Regions from separate parts of the Homo sapiens genome. Here region 2 is linked to region 1. A link is an interaction called in ENCODE POLR2A ChIA-PET data of the cell type or tissue named here. Cell type or tissue: OCI-LY7. All regions are shown on one strand. Each heading gives the region's core, and the rest is flanking DNA. Links, peaks and the distances in the headings are about the cores only. Region 1 has its middle 50 kb from the start of FURIN. Region 2 has its middle 5.9 kb from the start of MAN2A2.

What was found. ChIA-PET counts read pairs that join two places held together with the same protein. Peaks named below come from ENCODE experiments on the same cell type or tissue, not always from the same donor. Only the 100,000 strongest peaks of a DNase experiment are listed, where the experiment ranks them.
Region 2: POLR2A ChIA-PET joins it to region 1 with 11 read pairs; 7 of 35 experiments call an interaction of 5 or more read pairs at or near these places.

The regions. Positions count from the first base shown.
Region 1 is chr15:90,817,463-90,820,366 of GRCh38, reverse strand. No RefSeq gene overlaps it. Among named protein-coding and RNA genes, the nearest start is that of FURIN, 50 kb to the left of the region's middle. RefSeq lists an enhancer at 2,305-2,904. In OCI-LY7, for the core only: a CTCF peak has its summit at 1,534 (motif pointing left); DNase peaks (open chromatin) are centred at 1,626 and 1,976; H3K4me3 peaks cover 528 bases; H3K27ac peaks cover 1,502 bases.
Region 2 is chr15:90,895,991-90,898,894 of GRCh38, reverse strand. No RefSeq gene overlaps it. Among named protein-coding and RNA genes, the nearest start is that of MAN2A2, 5.9 kb to the left of the region's middle. In OCI-LY7, for the core only: a CTCF peak has its summit at 1,537; a DNase peak (open chromatin) is centred at 1,544; H3K4me3 peaks cover 1,460 bases; H3K27ac peaks cover 1,414 bases.

The sequences.
Region 1 (2,904 bases), core at 143-2,642:
GCGTTTCCCTCCCTGCCTGTGCCCTGGTTGAAGGCTGAACCATGCCTGGAGCTCTGCTCTGGTTAAGAAATGTTTGTGGAATATCTGACCAAAAGGATGCTGCAGCAGCCCCGGAGGCCAGGACCAAGTGGCATGTTGATGGTGCAGATGAGACACTGGGACTCTGAGAGGCCACAGAACTTGCCAAGGGCACTCCATGGCTGAGGAAGGGGCCAGGTCCCGCCCATTCCAGACTGGCTCTCACTGGGTGCAAGGGACCTGGTGGCGACGGTGGCCGCACGGGTCTCTGTCCTTATATGCACATCCAGCCATGCAGGCGGGTGTCTGTGGTGGGGCTGGCGTGGGCTGACCTCCGATCTCCCTGGTGCTGACTGCTGAGTTCATCTTTGAGGTTAGCAGTGTTAACTGCCTCCCTGTCACAGCGTCTCAACGCTCCCACAGTGGTGGGGGCCACAGCGCAGGGGGCCACCCCTCTCTGAGCCCGAGCAGGGCTCTGGGCAGAAGTCCAGGAGTCTCTCAGTGTCTCTGATGTCCTTCCTTCTAGGCGGGGGTTTCAGATCTGGTAGTGGTGGCTCTTCAGACCCTTACTCCGCATCAGCAGTTCCCGGGGCACCATTGCCACCTCCCACCCCAAGAGTCCCTGCTCCAGGTTCTATCCTACCAAGGAAAGTCTTCCCTACAGGAAGCAGGGACCTGAGCTCTCTGCTCCACTCCTGGCCCAGGCATAGTGCCAGGGCCTGACCTTCATGGGGCCTTGTGGCTCCTGGCAGGGACTGAGTAGATGGGGCCAGGACAGGCAGATGCCTGTGGCCTGTGTGTGTGACAGGCCCTGTGTGTGGGACCCATGGGGACAGACAGGCTCTCTGGGGTGAACTCCCACATCCTGAATAGATCTGAGCCTAGAGACCATCAGAGTGCCATCCTGGCACCTTCCCAGGCGTCACCGAACCCTCTGTGGGGCCGTGGATCCCGGCACCTTCCCAGGCGTCACCGAACCCTCTGTGGGGCCGTGGAACCCGGCACCTTCCCAGGCGTCACCGAACCCTCTGTGGGGCCGTGGATCCCGGCACCTTCCCAGGCGTCACCGAACCCTCTGTGGGGCCGTGGAACCCGGCACCTTCCCAGGCGTCACCGAACCCTCTGTGGGGCCGTGGAACCACACAGTTGAGGTGTGGCGATGCCAAAACCTCGACCTTGACCTTGGCTAGCTGCAGGGACAGCCTCAGGCCTGTGCGGGGACGCCTCACCATGGCTGGGGCTTTCTGGACTCTACTTCGGGCTTCTGTCTACCTTCTTGTCCTGTCCTTCTTCCCAGTGGTGACCCTGTGGGGCAGGGTACACAGCCCACCCCAACCAGGGAGGGTTTTCTCCCTTCCTCCTTCGTCTCCTGCCAACAGGGAGCGTGGGCCAGCCGAGAAGCCTTTCCGAGAAGCAGAGTGAGTGCGTTTTGGAAAGCAGGAGCCTACTGCATGCCGAGGGGCTTGTCCCCGAAGTCCTGGGTCTGCCCTGCACAGCTGCAGAGTTGAGCCCCTGCCTCCTAGTGGTTGCTGCACTCATGAACTGGAGCACCTAGCAGGGTCTGGGCCAGGCTCGGGGCCCCTGGGTGCGCCCCACCAGCTGGCTTCTCTGAGCCCTGGCTTTGAGGACACACGGGGCTGTGCCAGCTGCACGGAGGGAGAAGTGGCTGCTGGAGCCCCTGGGGATTCCTCCCCAGCTGCCACAGAAGACCCATCGCCCATTGTCTCTGCCCAGAGGCCTCTGCCAGCGGCGGGTCCCAGGCTGGGGGAGGTTGACAGCTGCTGCCTGCTGCTCCCCACCCAGGCAGCAGCTCCCAGCCAGAGAAAGAGCCGGGCTGGGACTCTGGGAGCCTCCAAAGGACAGGGTGGGCCTCGGGGCCTCAGAGCAGTTCCAGACGGCTGCAGGAGTGGGAGAAGCAGCAGTTTCTCAAGAAGAGCGAGAAGGCTTGGACCACAGCCTCCGCTTCCTCTTCTGGAGAAAAGCCACAGCTCAGCGATGCTGGCTGATAATTCTGCAGCCTCTGTCCCTGGAGCCTGCAGCAGAGGCTGGGAGTTTCGAACAGGTGACAGCAGGTGGCCCCTGAGGCTCTGGGTGGAAAGCGGGGTTGGGAGAAGAGGTTGGATAGTTCAGGGAAAGAGCTCAGATTCTTGATGCCACTGAACTTGTTGTCTGAACTGGAGCACTTTTGAGAATGAAAATAAACTGTGTTAATTATCACACCAGGACAATGGATGTAAACTGGGACTCCAGGGCAAATCGAGATGTGTGTTACCCTACTTACTACCACCTCCCAGCTGCGTGGATTTGGGCAAGTTACATAACCTCTCTGAATTCTGGTTTCTGCATAAAAAAGGCCAACATCATGTGCCTGCCTCCCAGGGCTGCGGGAGGGATGGAAGAAGTGAATTACCTGAGTTCCCAAAACAGCCCTTGGCATGGAGCCGGTGGGGTGAGGGGCTCTCCGTGCTTGTTCTTTTCCTCTGAGAGTAGTGGGTTCTCTGTCCCTGGAGGTGAGCAAGGGCCTGCCTGCCAGCGTTCTGTAGTGTGAGGGCCTCAGCAGGGCATATGTGCAGCTACAGAGCCAGATTCCAATCCTGCCTGTGCCCTCCAGAAGGATGGCAAGTGAGTGTGGGAGAGTCAGGCCTTCGTGTACCTAGGGGAGGATGGGCCCGTGATGGGTCCCAGGCTGGCACTCCTTGGTGGACTTGTGCCCTCTCCTATCCCAGGTGGTGGCGATTTGTGCCATGGAGGGCCACCAGCAGGGCCCAGCCCAGAGCAGCTTTGCTGTATCATGGACCGGTCTTTGGCTTCAAAGCCTTGGCATCAGTTCAGGGAAAGTTTGCCTGCTCCTGCCCTCCTGGGGTTGCGCTGGGCGAATGCAGAGCT
Region 2 (2,904 bases), core at 165-2,664, 79 kb before region 1:
CAGTTGTTCTGGACCTAATTTCTCTCTCCACTTCTTCTGTAACTTGAATTATTCATATAGTCCCATGTTTCTTAGCTTCCATTCTCTTTTTTCCTCTCTGTACTTCAGTTTAGGTACCTCCTTTTAACCTATTAAGTTCACTAATTCTGTTTTCTGATATGACTTAATTTCTAAATTCGATTGTGATTTTATCCTTTACTTCTATCAATGTTTATGAAATCCATCCAATGAGTTTGTAATTTCAGGGGTATTTTTCAGTTCAATAGCCTCCTTTCATCCTCTTTTAATAGATTCCAACTCTGTTGACATTCTCTACATTTGCTTCTTTTTTGTCCATCTTCTTCTCTATTTGACATATTAACCAAGTTATTTAAAAATCTTTGCCAGTTCCAATGCCTGGATCACATGTGGGTCTGCTTTTATTTATTTTTTCTTTTATGTATTAGCCCCACATTTCTCCATTTTTTGCATGGTTTATGATTTTTAATTGTATGTCACATATTGGGTATAAAAGAAGGATAGGGGCTTCAAATCTTGTTATTCCCTACAGGAGCTAGTCACTTCGATGCAATTACGTACTGAACTGGGTTGGGGCAGTGTTGGAATTGCAGTAAAATTCAATCCCCTCCTGGTTGTCCTTGTTCCTTAGGAATGGCCCTCTTGGATTTTGGATTGAAAGCCTAGTCAGTCTCTGTCTCTCTCAGATCTTAAAGTTCTGCTCTTCAGAGATTTAAAGGGAGCTCTTTAGCTTCCCAACCCACACAGGCGCAAAACCTGGCAAATACCTTATGTTGGGGAGACCAGCTATTTGTTCACTCCAGGCCTCCTCTCTAAACACTGCAAGACTGTGGGACTTGCCTTCTCAGTCTCCTGCACTGCCTCAGAACTCAGCAAATGTCCCATGGGGAAAACACTCTGCATTTTGTGCTCCTCTAGGTCCTAATCCATAGCAAGTCCTTGCAACTACCAAAAACTGTTCCTTTCTCTCTTCCCCAGTAGAGTCTCTCTGCTTGGGCCAAGTCTGATCCTCATGTCCCAAATGGGCAAATGTTTCAGGGAAGAAAATAGCTGCCTATCACTAGTTCAACTCGGAAGGGCTCTTCCCTCCTTGAAATTTTAGTCCATTCAGTCTTTATTTCTGTGACCACTCTTCATTCTTTTTAAAAATAAGACATTTCGGCCAGGCGTGGTGGCTCATCCCTGTAATCCCAACACTTTGGGAGGCCGAGGTGGGCGGGTCACTTGAGGTCAGGAGTTTGAGACCAGCCTGACCAACATGTTGAAACCCCGTCTCTACTAAAATTACAAAAATTAGCCGCTCGTAGTGATGCGTGCCTGTAATCCCAGCTACTCAGGAGGCTGAGGCAGGAGAATCGCTTGAACCCGAGAGGCAGAGGTTGCAGTGAACTGAGATCGCGCCACTGCACTCCAGCCTGTGCAACAGCGCGAGACTCCATCTCAAAAAAAAAAAAAAAAGAAAAAAAAAGACATTTTCATCTTAGCTGTTTTTTCCCTAGCGGTTGCAATGGGAGTGGTGGCGTGCAGAGACCTACCATATCCTACCTAGCAGAAGTTTTTCAGTTCTGCTTTCTACCATTTCCATTGGAGGTATTATTTCACTTCCTAGTATTTTCATTTAATTACACGACAACACAACTTCCTTTTGTTTAAACAAGTTATATGGCTCACTCTCATCTCTTTCAAAATAGATTTTTGTTTGCTGTGTTTTGTTTTTTTGAGACATAGTTTTGTTCTTCGCTCTTGTTGCCCAGGCTGGAGTGCAATGGCGCGGTCTCTGCTCACTCCAACCTTCATCTCCCCGGTTCAAGGAATTCTCCCTTCTCAGCCTCCAGAGTAGCTGGGATTACAGGTGCACACCACCACGCCTGGCTAATTTTTTTTGTATTTTTAGCAGAGACGGAGTTTCACTATGTTGGCCAGACTGGTCTCGAGCTCCTGACCTCAGGTGATCCACCTGCCTCAGCCTTCCAAAGTGCTGGGATTATAGGTGTGAGCCACTGCACCCAGCTGATGTTAACTATTTCCTGAACTTTCTTGAGGGATGGCCATTTTACTTCAAGGTTTTCATTGCCCTGTTCTGTATTACAAATGTTTCCCACTTTGTTTTTTAGTTATGTTCATACTTCCTTATCTTCTCAAACTTCGCTTTTGGTGATGTTAATATTTCAGATGACTTTTTAGGTTTCACTGGGACTTAGGGGAGGAGGTGAAGGCTCCCCAGTCTGCCATCTTATTCCTCAATAAATTCATCTTGAGAAACAACTCCCTCAAAAGCATTTTCTTCCTCATCAGCCACATCAGTCTTCTTTGAGTGGAACTCTCTTCTCATCTCCTCCTGAATTTTATGCGAGTGTTATACGCATCCATAGTGTCAGCTACTCTCTAATATTCATAAGCCAATGATTCACACATCTATTGCCAGCCTTCATCTCCATCTGGGCTTCCAGACCTATTCATCTACATTTTAAATTAATTATTTATTATTTTTATTTACTTATTTTTGAGACAGGGCCTCGCTTTGTTGCCCAGGCTGGAATGCAGTGGTGTGATCACAGCTCACTGCAGCCTCGACCTCCGAGGCTCAATTGATCCTCCTACCTCAGCCTTCTGAGTAGCTGGGACTATAGGTGTGTGCCACCACGCCTGGCTAATTTTCTTGGTTTTTTGTTTTTTGTTTTTTGTTTTTGTAAAGATGGAGTTTTGCCATGTTGCCCAGGCTGGTCTCAAACTAGGCTCAAGCAATCCACATGCCTTGGCCTCCCAAGTACCTGGGACTACAGGTGTCTACCACCACACCTGGCTTCACCCACACTTTTATCTCCAATAAAATGCAACATCTCTAAACTCAACATCCTCCTCGAAGCTCTGATCCTCTTCCTATAA